Regions from separate parts of the Mus musculus genome. Here region 2 is linked to region 1. The links are chromatin loops, found by intact Hi-C in ENCODE. Cell type or tissue: gastrocnemius. All regions are shown on one strand. Links, peaks and the distances in the headings refer to the core of each region. The heading gives the core; the rest is flanking DNA.

Region 1 (7,604 bases), core at 1,170-5,169:
GCTTTAAATCAGAGCACTCGGGAAGGGAGGAAACAGGCTGATCCCGACACCTCACTGAGCAGCCAGCCTAGACTGCCCGAAACAGCAGCTCAGGGTCAGTGAGGACCTTGTCTTGTCTATGGAAAGCAACAGGGAAATCCCTAACATCAACTCTTGCCTTACACACACATACACACACACACACACACACACACACACACACACACACACACACACTCTCTCTCTCTCCCCCTCTCTCTCACACACACACACACACACTCTCTCTCTCTTTCTCTCTCACACACACACTCATACTCTCTCTCTCTCTCTCTCTCTCTCTCTCTCTCTCTCTCTCTCTCTCTCTCACACACACACACACACACTCTTACACAAATGTTTTTTTGGAAAATTCCACAATGAAGCCCAATACTGTAAAAGCTAATTTTATACTTCTTCTAATAATGTGTTGGGTACAGTGCTTGCCAGCATATGCAATGGTCTCCAGCATACACACAAAACTGTCTAGTTAGTGATCGTGATGTTTAGGGTCTTTTGTTGGTGTTGCTTTGTTTTTGAGATAGAGTTTCACTATGTAGCCCTTGAAATCGATTGGTGGACCATGCTAGCCTTGAACTCACAGAAACATAACTATTTCTGCCTCTCAAGTTCATGTCTGACTCACTGGTTGTTATTGTTTTGGTTTTTCTGAGACAGGATGTCTCTATGTAGCCCTGAATGTCCTAGAACTATGTACACCAGCCTGCCCTTAATGCCAAACCTTGACTTCACAGTTTTGTCATCACTACACACTAGAATCATGAGAAGAATCTCAGTGAGGGACTGGCTATACTGGGTTGGCCGATGTATATGTCCTGGGAAACATTTTTACTTTATTTTTTTATTTCATTTTATGTATATGAGTATGTTTGCCTGCCTGTGTTACAAGATATTTGACTATTGTACATAGAAAACCCAATTGTTAGCAAAATATAAAAACTTCAATAGATACTGCATTTACATGTCAGACACAGTTAGTTACAAGTGTCCTGTAGCGGTGCAGTTTGAGTATTCATCTAAAAAACCTCTACAGACAAGAACACAAAAGAATGAAAAGTACCTGCCTATCTTAAAGCAAGTTGCTTGGGAGAGAGAGGTCTTGTGGTCTTGGCTCTATGATCTGAAGCAAAGTCAGCTAGATGGCCTAGAGCTACCCCACCAAGACAGGAAGTGGTTTGTCCCCTACTGTGGCTTGCCACACTAAGCTAGTGACATGGTTCAGCCTGCCAAGGGTGAAGTTTCTTTTATAAGCAATTGGACCTTTAATAGAGCTCTCTTGCCCGCCTGCCACCCCTTCCCCCCCCCCCTCTTTCTCCGCTTAGAAGAGCCTTTAGGAAAAGAGCTCCAGGTAAGAGATAAGAATTTCCTCTTTAGGTTTGTAGGAACAACAGAGAAACAGCTGCAGGCCACTGGTAAAATAATATTCTAGGAAAGAAAGCTAAGGAGTCCTCTTGGGTTTCAAAGAGCTCAAGAGAAAGGTAGACTAGACTAGTTAGGTACAATGACACAGATAGAAAGTGACTGCTAAAGAGCTAGTAATTTAGTTGTAGAATCAGGCTTGTAAATAGATAGTTTGTGTATAGTTCAGAAAACAAAGTTCCCTCACTGAGGTAGCAGGCTTTTAACTCCTGCTAGTTTATGCCTCCTGTCTCTTTACAGGTATAAATATTAGATAATTTAAATGGCTACATGTATGTCTGTGTATCACTTGTTTGCATTGAGCCCTTGGAGGCCAGAGGTGTCAGATGCCCCTAGAATTAGTTATAGATTGTTTTGAGCCTCATTGTGGACGCTGGTAATTGAACCCCAGACCTCTGGTTCCTAACTACTGAGTCATCTATCCAGCCCCTGACTGTTTTAATTAATTAAGTTAACTGACCCAGATCACTGTGGGTGTCACCATTTCCTAGACAGAGAGTGCTAAACTGTATAAGCTGAGAAAAACTGACTGACAGCAGTTAAGAGTTAGGGCTCTTCCAAGACCAGATTCAATTCTCAGCACTCACATGGCAGCTTACAACTGTCTGAAACTCCAGTTCCAGTGGATCTGGTACCCTTGCATAGACATACATGGAGGCAAGACATCAATGTACATAGAAATAAATATATGTTAAAAAAGGGAAAGAAAAACTGATCCGAACACAAGCAAGCAGGTGAGCATGTATATATCTATTTCTTTTCTATTCTTTTAAAAGATTTATTATATCTTATTATTATATTATAGCTATCTTCAGACACACCAGAAGAGGGTGTCAGATGTCATGTGGTTGTGAGCCACCATGTTGTTGCTGGGTTTTGAACTCAGGACCTTTGAAAGAGCAGTCAGTACTCTTAACCGCTGAGCCATCTCTCCAGCCCTTCTTTTCTGTTCTTGACTGTGGAAATGATGTAACTAGCTGTTTTAAGTTCCTGCCCTGACTTACCTGCAATGATAGATACACTATAACCTGGAATTGTAGCCTGAAATAAACCCTTTCCCACCTAAATACATTTTTAGAAGATTTACTTTTTAATCTGCATTAGCACCATATGTATACCTGGTGCCCACAGAAGTCAGAAGAAAGTCAGATTCTCTGGAACTGGAGTTATGGATGAGTGAACCACAACCTGAGTGCTGGGAACCAAATCCGAGTACACGACAAGAGCAGCAGTGCTCTAACACAGAGCCTCTCTCCAGCCCCTATGGAAACTGCTTTATGTCCAGATATTTTTATCACAATAGCAGGAAGGAAACTTGGACTGTGATACAGATTTTTCTTTAAACTTTGCATCTAAGGTAAGAACCCATCTATCTTACTTTAGTATTTCCTGTCTAGGAATTCTGCAAACTGCACTACCATGAGCAGCTGCTGTTGTGGCCTCCAATATGAGCTGAGAAGGGGTCAGTTTGTCTTGAATTGAAACTATTAACTATAGTTAAGAATTTTAGTTTCTTTAAAAACCCAGTTATGTTATGTTATGTGACTATGTTTTTGTTTTAATCCCAGGTATGAGGTATGGAACTGCTTCAGATTGTTCATAGCAGATAACTGATTTTGTCTCGTGCTCTGGCAAAGGCATGATTCTGCTAACTGAAGATAGTTCATATTTGAAATTCTGGGGACTTTTGAGAGGGTATAAAAATGCCAGAATCCAGAGGGCTGCTGCAGTTTGTCAAGTGGTCATGAGTAAAGAGATGGGAAGAAGTAATTGGATATTCTGACAATGAAGACTGACTGGACTTGCCCCCAAAGGAACTCGATGCCCCAATCAGCAGGAAGTAGTCTAAAGAGGTCTATACCCTGCCCCCATTTCCCCTCTAACCTTTTTTCTTAACTACCTAGTGTTGGGGTGGGGTGGGGTGGGGTGTGGAAGGGATTGAGGTGGAGAAGGGTGGTAGAAAGAGCCCAATAAAGTATGGATACAGTTACCTTCAGTGCTCACACAAAGCCCTCACTGCAAAGGTTATAGGTATCCTCAGAGTCCTGGAACTGCAAAAACCAGAACTACAACCAAACTACACTGTGTATCAACCTATAAACTTGACAGGTGTACTTCGGGCAATGCCCAATAGATGGCACTGTATCCTTTGTAATTGTAAAACATCTCACAAAGTCTCAAGAGTCAGGGACAACCAGGGGCTCAGTTTGGAAATCCATTTTAACTGGTAAAGCCCTTACCTTGACTCTAGGGGGCCTCTAACCATCAATTTTAATTATATATGTCTTTTCAAACCAAAACCTCAAAGGGAAAGCAAGAGCAAAGTACCTAAAGTATTACTTAAATTCTCTCATTCTGCTTAACATATACAGATATTAGACTATTAGACAATGTAGCCAGAAACTGAGTTACAGAAATTGAAAAACAAAACTACAGGACTATGTGAACACTCAGTGAGTAAAGACACCTTGCAACCAAGCCTGACAACCTCACTTCCATCTTCAGCATCCACACAGTAGAAGAGAACAAACTCCCACAAGCTCTCCTCTGACTTCCTCAGGCATGCTCTGACATGGGTCCAATTTAAAGGGGGGGGGGGATTCAAATAAACAACTGTATGCCATTGTTCTTTGCCATGTAACTTTATACATACACTACAACCTCTTCCAGTCAAGAATCCAGGAAAATGACAAGTACAATCTGGGTAGAAGTCTCTGCAGATGTTTAAAGGACACTGTTTCAGTGGTGACTAACTGAAAACCACCTCTCCAAACATAGACCAAGCAAGACACAGCTTTCTTTCTCTTTTTTTATTTTTTTGTTTTTTCTATCTAGGGTTTCTCTGTGTAGCCCTGGCTGTCTTGGAATTCACTCTGTAGACCGGGCTGGTCTTGAACTCAGAAATCCGCCTGCCTCTGCCTCCCAAGTGCTTTGATTAAAGGCGTGCACCACCACTGCTAGGCTTAGACACAGCTTTCTTTTTAAGTAGAACAATCTCAAAACAAATTGTGCTCTTCATACTATGCCTGTGAATACTTTACCAGTATATCCCAAAAGACTGATCTTTATATCAAGTATTTATAATCTTACTCCCCTTCCCCATCTTTTCCTCTAATCAGACAAGGTCTTGCTTTTTGCTCAGAGCTGGCCTCAAATTTGCAGTCCGCCCCTACCCCCCAACTTCCAAACCCTAGGGTTGCAGTCTGTACCACTAGGCTAGAATTCCCCTCCTCTTCTCTTCTCTTCTCTTCTCTTCTCTTCTCTTCTCTTCTCTTCTCTTCCCCTTCTCTTCCCCTTCTCTTCCCCTTCTCTTCCCCTTCTCTTCCCCTTCTCTTCCCCTCCCCTCCCCTCCCCTCCCCTCCCCCCCTCCCTCCCTCCCTCCCTCCCTCCCTCTCTCTCTCTCTCTCTCTCTCTCATTTTCTTCATTTACATTTCAAATGCTATCCCGAAAGTCCCCTATACCCCCCCTTTTCCCCAACCCACACACTCCCGCCTCCTGGCCCTGGCATTTCCCTGTACTAGGGCATATAATCTTCGCAAGACCAAGGACCTCTCCTCCCAGTGATAGCCAACTAGGCCATCTTCTGCTACATATGCAACTAGAGACACGAGCTCTGGGGGTACTGGTTAGTTCATATTGTTGTTCCTCCTATAGGGTTCCAGACTCCTTCAGCTTCTTGGGTACTTTCTCTAGCTCCTCCATTGGGGGTTCTGTGTTCCATCCAATAGATGACTGTGAGCATCCACTTCTGTATTTGCTAGGCACTGGCATAGCCTTTGAACTCCCTCTCTTAAGATACTCTAAATAACCAGGATACAGGATTTTTGATTTTGTGAAATAATGAATTTAAATGACATAATGTAAATGTAAGTCTTATTCTCCTGTATAACTGTCATCCCCAAGGCTTACTGCCTCAGCCTGCTAACTTAGGCCTAGTCCTGGAAGCTTCTAGCATTCATACAATCTAATCTAGATCTAGAATGTTTTCAGTCTCTGATTTCTGCTGAATAAGCGCACCCGTTCTTGTTCTTTCTGAACTCTAGCTGGCTGGCTCAAAGCTGTTCTGGTTCAAACTCCTCTCCAAGCTGACTGAATCTGGCTTCTGTCTTGGCCTCTTGACTGAATTGCCCTGCTTGGCCTTATACTGATTTTGGCAGTATGTTCTAGTCTTCTGGCTCCTTCTCATTCTCTGGCTTGTTCTGTCTTCCCCTATGTCTAGCTTGTTCTCTCTGCATCTTATCTCTCTCTAACTGTCCTGGTAAAGCCACCTTCTCCTTCTCCTCTGCTCCCTGGGGAGCTTCCTTTTCCTCTAACTGCTGAGCCATCTCTCCAGCCTCCTCGTCCTCTCTATTCTCATGAGAGCCAGTATATACTAGTCTGTCAAATCTTTCCCTGATCCATCTGATCCATCTTTGTCTGCCACTCAATTAGTCATCACTTTCAAACATGGTGCTTGCTTCCTTCTACAAACTAACTTTACCTTCATTGTCTGGGATTAAAGGGTCTGCCTGTATTCCAGCCAGAGGCATTAAATGTGTGTGCTAAGGGCTGAGCCTCACCACAATAGAAACAGATGGTTTCAGTAAATAGCACAATCTTGGGGTTTACAGTGTGATCAAATATCCTGCAACAACATAATTTTTCCAGCTGATTGAATTATGTTGTCTCTCTCAGGAAAAAGGCTTATTACTCAAAAACTGAAAAATGGGAATGCTAGATATTTAAAAGAACTTTTCCCCTCACTTTTTCAAAATGTAAAGAAAATTCAAGTTATTAGCAAAGTTTCTTTTTTTGATGTAGAAGGAATACAGAACTTCCTTCTGTAAGGCTGCTTAACCCAGTAATTGCTGACTGAGAGCATATTTTATACTTATTCCAAAATGTATCTGAAAGACAGTGAGGCCAAGATTTTCAAAACAGTCCTTGATTCGGACCTAAACTGGTATCTCAGAATGTGACCATTTCTTTCACTTAGCATGCAAATCGTCTAGCGTAAAAAGAGAGGCTTTAGAAGGAGTCAGAATAAATGACATTCTTGAGGAGGCCTAACCTTGCAGCACTCCAGTTTATCTTCAGGGCTGGGGTGAGAACTAGGTTAGGGTCAGCATGGGGAGAGGGAAACAGGATCCCTGGGGCCCCTGGGACAAGTAAGCCTAGCTTCTCAGGTGAGAGTCCTAACCCCACCCCCCACCCCCAAAAAAGACCCATGATGGACTGGGTCGGTGAGATGGCCAGTGCTTGAGAGTGCAGAATGCCTTCACAGAGCACTCAAGTTCAGTTTGCATATCCATGTCAGGTGGCTCATAACCAATGCCTCTGACCTCTGTGGGCACCTGTGCTCATGTGCACATGCCCACACATAGATACAGTTCAATCTTTCTTTTTTTTAAAGGCAAGGTGGTAGCAACTCCAGAAAGACAGCTAAGGTTGTCCTTCACACACACGCACATATACAAACAAGTCATATAACCACATCAAAAAACTTCAGCAATATGATAAAATGCTGCATTTAATAAAGATACTCACGGGGGCTGGAGAGATGGCTCAGCGGTTAAGAGCACTGACTGCTCTTCCGAAGGTCCTGAGTTCAAATCCCAGCAACCACATGGTGGCTCATAACTACCATGTAATAAGATCTGACGCCCTCTTCTGGTGTGTACAAAGACAGTTACAGTGTACTTAGAAATAATAATAAATAAATCTTAAAAAAAAAAGCCGGGTGGTGGTGGCGGCACACGCCTTTGATCCCAGTACTCGGGAGGCAGAGGCAGGTGGATTTCTTGAGTTCGAGGCCAGCCTGGTCTACAGAGTGAGTTCCAGGACAGCCAGGGCTACACAGAGAAACCCTGTCTTGAAAAACAAAACAAAAAACAAAAAACAAAAAAAAGGAAAAAAGAAAAAAAGAAAGATACTCACGAAAAATAAGCATTCTTTTCAATGATCCATGGTATATACTTCTTCACTGTTTGAGGGGCTTTTTGTTTGTCTTTTTAGACAGGGTCTCATTATGCAGTCCTGGCTGCTGTTCTAGAACTCAGTATATTAGACCAACCATGCTAGGCTTGAACTCTCAGAGCTTCACCTGCCTATACACCAGGAATGCTGGGATTAAAGGTGCGTACCACTACACATGGCACTATTGCTTATT
Region 2 (7,604 bases), core at 2,106-6,105, 230 kb after region 1:
CAGAGGGTACATAAATGCTAGGCTCCTGAAAGGCATGGTGGGTTGTTGGCTATTGGTTGCTGTTTGTCAGTTACTGTTGGTTGCTGTTGGTTGTGGTTTGCTAAGTAGTTGTGCACAGAGAAGAAACAAGAAGAAATTAGATATCCTGATAGGGAAGATCAAACTTGTCCCAAGGAACTCATCACCGGGTAGAACTTCATGCATCCACTATCTGGATTCAGGAATGAAAGACACACACACACACACACACACACACACACACACACACACACACACACACACACCAGTTAATTTTAAAATGCCTTGGCTAGCTCAGCACACATTTCCCTTCTGCAATCTTGGTTTAATGCCCTCTACTTCTGTATTTTATCTGTGTTGCCCCGGCTCCTTCTGGGTTCCCCCCCTAGTCTTTTCTGCCCAAGACGCTTCTGGGCAGCCCTTCTGGGGGCCACATTCCCTCTCACCTCCATTTCGGATGATTTTCCTTCTGCAGCTCTAAATCTGCTCTGCTTCCTTCTGGATCTTGGTGATTCTTCCTTCCTTCCTCTTCCCAGTTCCTAGTCCACTCCAATCTCAACATCCTGCCTCAGTCTACCTGCCCAGCCATTGGCTGTTGGCTCTTTATTGATTGATCAAAAACCAATTGGGGACAAGGACCTTTAGTGTTTGGACACACGGATTCCTGATTTTGGGGGCCGGATTAATTCAAAGCTTTAGAACCAACCCCCAACAAAAGGGAAGTAGTCTAACAATAATGTTGTCCCTTTTCCAACGTCTGACTTTATTCAGGGATTTCTTTTCTTTCCTCTCATGTAGTTTTAAGGGGTTGAACAGGTGGAAGAAGAAGGGTGGAGAAGGTTGGAAGGAAGAAAAACCCACAAAGTAGCAAAACCTCACTACAGTGCATTAGAACAATAACCCTTCTATTATTGTTCATTCACAAATAAAATATGTTATGATAGGATTATGTTCTTCACAGGCACATTGGGATCTCATAGAAGGAGGACAGCTAGCCTGAATTCCTTTTCATGGCACTAAAAAGATTTTTTTTCATTGTGGATGGTGGTGTGTCGCAGTGCCTGTGTGGAGTTGAGTTTCTCTTTGCTGGAGTGGTTTCTTTCCTTCCACCGTACGGCTCCCTGGGGTCAAACTTGGGTCCCTAGACTTGACGACAAGGACTTTTACCTGTAGATCCATCTTTTTTTTTTTTTTTTTTTTTCCTTTTTGGTTTTTCGAGACAGGGTTTCTCTGTATAGCCCTGGCTGTCCTGGAACTCACTTTGTAGACCAGGTTGGCCTCAAACTCAGGAATCCGCCTGCCTCTGCCTCCCGAGTGCTGGGATTAATGGCATCTGTGGATCCATCTTACTGATCCTAAAGAGGAGGATTTTTGAGAGGAAGATAGAGGATGAAGAACAACAGTGAGGATGGTGAACTGCCCTGAGGTTAAGGACACAGCCTGTGACAGCTTTCCTCAGGGCTGTTGGACCCTGCAGATGGACTGTGTGAGGCTGTGTGTGAGCACTAGCTTCAGTGGGTAGAAGAGGCAGCTGGGCTTTGTTTTTCCTGGTGCTTCTTTTCTTTACAATTTTTTTTATTAGATATGTTCTTCATTTACATTTCAAAAGCTATCCCGAAAGTCCCCTATACCCTCCCCCTGCCCTGCTCCCCAACCCACCCACTCCCGCTTCTTGGCCCTGGTGTTCCCCTGTACCGAGGCATATAAAGTTTGCAAGGCCAAGGGGCCTCTCTTCCCAGTGATGGCTGACTAGGCCATCTTCTGCTACATATGCAGCTAGAGACTCGAGCTCCAGCAAGATTTTGCCGACAGGCCCTGATTTAGCTGTCTCTTGTGAGGCTATGCCAGTGCCTGGTGCTCCGTTTCTAAGCACACTTTCCTGTTATGCATAGATTGACTTGGGACAATTTTAAGACCAGTTTGCAAGCATAGCGGCCGTTTGGTAAAGGCGTTCCCAGTCCCTTTTCCATGACACATTTTAGGTAGTCTGGTTATTTAGGTACCAATTCGATGACCACCTATTTCCTGTGTTCTCTGTAAAAGCTACAAGGAGAGGAGACTGGAGCTGCCACCCCAAGCAGGGGTAGGGTGTTGGAAACTTTGGGAAGCTGTGGCATTCCAGACACATTTGTCATTTCTGACTGTGGTGGAGCCAGCTGCTCCTAAGGAAGAGCTGCCTGAACAAAACATGCACAGGCTGGGGATCACAGCCACTATGGTTTGGGACAGTGGGACTTTCTTTACCCACCTGCAGCAGGTGCCCTTTGGTCAGGTTCCTTCCTCTGTGAGCAGGGCAGGATGAGCTACTGGGACAGAGGAGTCTGGCTTTTTTGTTTGTTTTTGTTTTTCAAGACAGGGTTTCTCTGTATATCCCTGGCTGTCCTGGAACTCACTCTGTAGACCAGGGTGGCCTCAAACTCAGAAATCTGCCTGCCTCCGCCTCCCGAGTGCTGGGATTAAAGGCATGCACCACCATGCCCAGCGGAGTCTGGCTTTTTTTGTTTGTTTGTGTCTGTTGGTTTTTTTATGTTTGTTTTTTGCATCTCTGTGATCCTAATTGGAGATTTAGACCAAGGCTTTGTTAGCTCTGCTATGCACACATCAGCCTGCATGTGGTATTTATGTACTGAGATGAGAGCCCCTGTTCTAAGCTCCTGCCCAGGAAGCTGGCCCATTTTAGGCTAATAGGTATTATTGAGGGTGTTTCCTAACCTCTCCTGATGAGTAAGATTGTCCAGTCTGGTTTTTTTTGAACCTGGGGGTATGAAGGGCAAGATTGATAATTATAATAAATATTGCCTGTCATTAAGCTTGGGTTCCTGTCCTGCTGGCTGCCTGCTGTCAGGAGGGATTTGCAGTGAATTTGCTTGGCTAGGGCAGCTGTGTTATGTGGACAGGTCCCATCATAATATTTTCCGCATCAAGCTTTTTCTACCCTGATTCTGAGACTGGGAATAACCAGACAACCTGGCTGCTTTCTGTCATCCAGGCCTTCCAGAGCTTATCTGGATTCTCTCTTACCAAGTGATGAGGTGTCTGGGGTGGGTGGGAAGCAGAGAAGTGGACGGCGACATACCCTGGAGGGAGCATGGGCCTGCCATTGCCTAGCTTTATTTGTGATGGGGAGAAATGGACTGAACGAGCACCAGTTCCACCAAGACCTGTATGCAAGGAACTTTGTGGCTCTTTGAAGGTGTGGAAGAAACCAAGACCTGTCTGCCATGAACTTGCACTGAGCTCACGAGTGCACTGAATCTGAGAAGAACTTTCCCAGGGCTAGGAGGGTGCTTAGGTGGGATATCTGTGGACCTGAAGGATAAGCAGGCATTGGTGAGATGAGAGCAGAGGAAACAAGGCAAGGTCTTTCTTTACTCTCATTCTAACAACTGGGAACCCTTCTGTTCGTTCCAGTGTGGTTTCTAGGCTGCTTAAGGACAGACACTGCCTGCTGCAGCACCTTGTGCAGGCACTGGGTTGGCCTTGGCATGGAGGTGGCCATACCAAGGGAAGTGGAAAGATAGGAGTGTGTCTCTTAGGTTATTTGCTTCTGACCAGCAAGGAAGCCACAGCATTGGGTTAAGCTTGTCAGCCCTGGAAGGGTCGTGGAGGTGTTCTAAGATATCAACCAGGGGGTCTTGATGACCCGTGTGCCAGTTGACTTTGGAGATGAACTTAGTCTGTGAGGGGCCAGTTAGTCTCCATAGCAGTCCTGATGGGCCCCTCCAGGTTCCCCTTGAAGGTTTATTGATGTTTGCCTTTTCCCTTTCACCATTGAACACACCCTTCTATGTTGTAGGTCACACTCAGCCGTTATCAGCGAGAAGCAGAACAGAGTAATGTGGCCCTTCAGAGAGAGGAGGACAGAGTGGAGCAGAAAGCGGCAGAAATCGAGGAGCTACAGAGGCGCTTGCTGGGGATGGAGGCGGTAATGGTGATGTTCTACCTTCAGAGTCTAGCCCTGGGGCAGGAAGGGACCCAAGGCGTCTTTCCCTAATATCCCCAAAAGCATCCCTTTCTAGCAGCCTCGCACATCCATTCTGATACCGTGCAGCGTTTTAGGAATGGAGGGTCTGTCATCCAGCCTTAGCCTCCTTCTGCTGCAGGTGAGACTATTCCCGCCTTAGACGTGTTCTTACATAGATGCCCCTTTGGGTTTCTGAAGACTTCCGAGTCGCCAGTCATTCCACGTGTTTCATCCAGGATTGGCCAGAGGTGGCAGGTGGGCTTGCACAATGCAGGGCCAAGTTCTCCCTCGGGCAGCTGGGTGAGGCTGGGAAATTTCTGTATGCTGAGAGTGGGAAGGGCTATTCCCTGACAGGGGAGGCCGCCCATCAAACCAGCCTGGCCTGCTGTTCTTTGGCAACCGTCCCAGGCCCAGTAGCAGCCAAACCCCTGTTCAGGTACCCATTTCACCCCAAGGTGTTGATGTCTGTTCTTGCTACAGACCTTTTCTTTTGTCCCACCCAGGAGCATCAGGCCTTACTGGTGAAAGTCAGGGAAGGAGAGATGGCCCTAGAAGAGCTTCGGATCAAGAACGCTGACTGTCAAACAGAAAGAGAAAAGTAAGGGCCCTTGTTCACTGTAGAGCTGAGTGTAGGGAAGAGAGGGCGGGCTGTGAGCTCCCTGGAAGGAAGCTGCTGATGATGTCAGATCTTCCACTTCTAACTCAGTGTGCTTGTGGAGGGTGGAGCCCCACCCAGCCAGAGACTCTTCAGAGGGCTGCCTTCTTCAGGGAGTTCATTTAACAAGGGGGCTGTTAGCATTCTGTCTAAACTTCACCCCACAGTTACCTGGCAACAACCAGGTAGGCCTGGCCCACTATAAAGGGGGCTGCTTGCCCCCTCCTCCCTCTCTTGCCTTTTGCTTGTTCTTGCTTCCCTCCTGCCCTCTTGGGCTCTTTCCTTCCCCCTCTCTCCACATGGCCATGGCCTGCCACTACTTCTCTTCTGCCTTTCTCTGCCTCTACTAGCCTCTTAACTCCCCTCCCTATGCCCTGAATAAACTCTGTTCTATGTGGCTGGTCCCTCAGGGGGAAGGGATGCCTTGGCATGGGCCTGCTGAGACATCCCCTTCCCCGACACCTCACCACACTCCCATAGAAGACACTCCCTATCTCTTTATCTTTTAATGAACACATCATGGGCAAAGACCTAAAGAAAAGGATTTATTAGGTCAGGTAGAGTCAAGGGAGCATGGGCTGTCACGGCTCTCAGTGAAGGAGGTTTTGCTGGACGTGTCACTCCGTTTCTTACTCCTAAAGCAGCAACACTAGAAGTTCTTGAAGTCATTTAATCTCTCCAGTCTTTTGGAGACAGAGTCTAGAGCTCTATGAGGACTTTCTCTTGCTCCAAGCAGTTCAGATAGAAACCAAGAACTACCTGCTGAGCATATTGACCTACTAAGTTAGAGGGTTTGGCAAATCTCCTCTGAGGAGAGGGGATCAGAGGCTCCAGATCAGTGGGTTCCTCAGAGCAGAGACTGCCTCCTGAAAGTTCAGGACCAAACAAGACGTTTACAGGGCATGGTGGCACATGCCTATAATCCCAGCCCTTAGAAGGCTGAGGCAGGAGGATTGCTATGAGTTCAGGGCCAGCTTGTACTACAGAGTGAAACTGATTACCATCTTTCTGGATGCAGTAGTGGTAGTCTGTACCTATTATTCCAGGGTCTCAGGGGACAGAGGAAGGACCATAAGACCCAGTCCAGCCTGTGCAACTTAACACAGTTTGGCTCAAAAGTAAAGAACAACAGTTTAATCTCAGTAAGCCATTGTGGGTCTGATCATCATTGTACCAGCGATCTTTTTCACAGTCAGTAGACATCCCCTGAAGGGCCAGGATCAACAAACCAGTCTGCCACTGCTCCTCTGTCTCCAGAGAATGTTTCCTCTTCTTTAGGACAACCCAGGTTTGACCTTCCCGGCATGGAAAGTGCAGCATCTTTTTATTCTAGCCTCCTTTCTAGTTTGACGTCATATCTGAGTAACTTTAAATGAACAGTTGGAGCTGGAAGTGGTGGCTCACGCCTTTAATCCCAGCACCCAGGAGATAGATGCAGGTGAATGATCTCTATGAATTTTAGGCCAACCTGGTCTACAGGCAAGATCTAGGCCATTCAGGGCTACAGAGTGAGACCCTGCCCCAAAGGAAAAAAACAAACAAACCGAAAACCAGGAAATTGTAAATTATCTCTTTACTGAATATCTGAAGTCTTATTTTGTTGCCATTGGTCCCCCAGAGTATCCTAAACACTGAAGCGTAAGGGAGAATGCACACTCGAAGGACATGTGCAAATGCTAGTGAGGGACGGCAGCACTCGGGGGCTCTAATCGAATGATGCTTGGTGCTGAGGGATGGCTGCATTCAGACCTCTTCCTCTGTGTGGGAGGGACTGAGGGCAGAGCCAAGAAGAAGAGCAAGAGAAACAAAAGATGAGATGATCCCAAACGAATGCTCTGGAATAGCATTTGACCACCACTCACCTCGTGTGGAGAACTGAGGGCGGGATTTAGAGTGTTCAGGAAGGATGTTGGGGCATCGGTGCATTGTGACCACCTCACCCTCAGTACTACCCATGTTTGGTTTTGTTTTGAGACAGGGTTTCTCTGTGTAGCTCTGGCTGTCCTGGAACTTGCTCTGTAGACCAGGCTGGCCTCAAACTCACAGATCTGTCTGCCTCTGCCTCCCGAGTGCTGGAATTATTGGTGTGCAACACTATTGCCTGGGTACCACTCATTTGCTAACAGCGTGCACTTGTTGATATCTTTAGGCAGAACTGAGAATAAGCAGTGCCCGTGGCTTTTCAGGAATCTCTGGACATTCTCAAGGGTGACTAGGGAAATTACTCTCTGCTCACAGCATCATGACATCAAGCAACCTTCTGTTTCTCTCCAGACACTGACTGTGGGTCTCGCAGTCTAATTCAAGTCTGATATTGTCCAGACTTACTGTGGACCCCTCATGTCAAGGGTTCAATTCTACCCCCACTTTAGCTGACAATCAAAATTAGTGTGCTCAAGGATAACCATACCCCTTTCTCATTTGTGAGTGTGTGTGGGTGTGTGGTTCTACCCAGTTGCTTCCTTAGGTTCAAGAGTTTGTTGCAGTGGCTCATGGAACTGATGAAACAATATTATAGGTTCTTAAAGGATCAGGTGAACAGTAGGTGAAGTGGTGTGTAGGGTGAAGTCCAGAGGGGACGGCGCTGCTGTCTCCAAACAGTGGGTGTATGCTGTTGATGTGTGTATGCACTTCTCGACCTGACAGGTCTTTGAACCTTTTGTTCAGGATTTGGAGAATGTTTCAATGTGCAGGCACAGTTGGTTTCTCCCCCAGAGGTTGAGAGGGGTTGAAGGATATAAGGTTTTAACTAGCTTCTGTCCTGCAGCTGTCTGCACACCCTAGCCAGCACTCACTTCCTCCGTGTACTTTAAGGCCTCCTTAGTCCTTCTGAAGATTCTAAACCCAAGACCAAATACTATATAGTAAAACATGTCTCCATCACCCCTGAGCTTGGAAGTCTATAAGGGGTTGAGGAATTCTCTGTTAAGAATTAAGGACAGGAAAAAAAAAAAAAGCCAGGTGTGG

What was found. Hi-C counts contacts between places; a loop is a spot of excess contacts. Peaks named below come from ENCODE experiments on the same cell type or tissue, not always from the same donor. Only the 100,000 strongest peaks of a DNase experiment are listed, where the experiment ranks them.
Region 2: it touches region 1 in a loop (2.6-fold over the local background); 12 of 42 quality-filtered maps call a loop at or near these places.

The regions. Positions count from the first base shown.
Region 1 is chr3:94,845,520-94,853,123 of GRCm38, reverse strand. All of the region lies in intron 1 of Pogz (pogo transposable element with ZNF domain), which reads right to left. Among named protein-coding and RNA genes, the nearest start is that of Pogz, 12 kb to the right of the region's middle. In gastrocnemius, for the core only: a CTCF peak has its summit at 3,583 (motif pointing right); a DNase peak (open chromatin) is centred at 3,586; H3K27ac peaks cover 220 bases.
Region 2 is chr3:94,619,027-94,626,630 of GRCm38, reverse strand. Tuft1 (tuftelin 1) reads left to right here. Exons shown (of 13, transcript NM_011656.3): 8 at 3,815-3,943; 9 at 4,486-4,580. Among named protein-coding and RNA genes, the nearest start is that of Tuft1, 36 kb to the left of the region's middle. In gastrocnemius, for the core only: no CTCF peak of the experiment used is centred there; a DNase peak (open chromatin) is centred at 4,362; H3K27ac peaks cover 665 bases.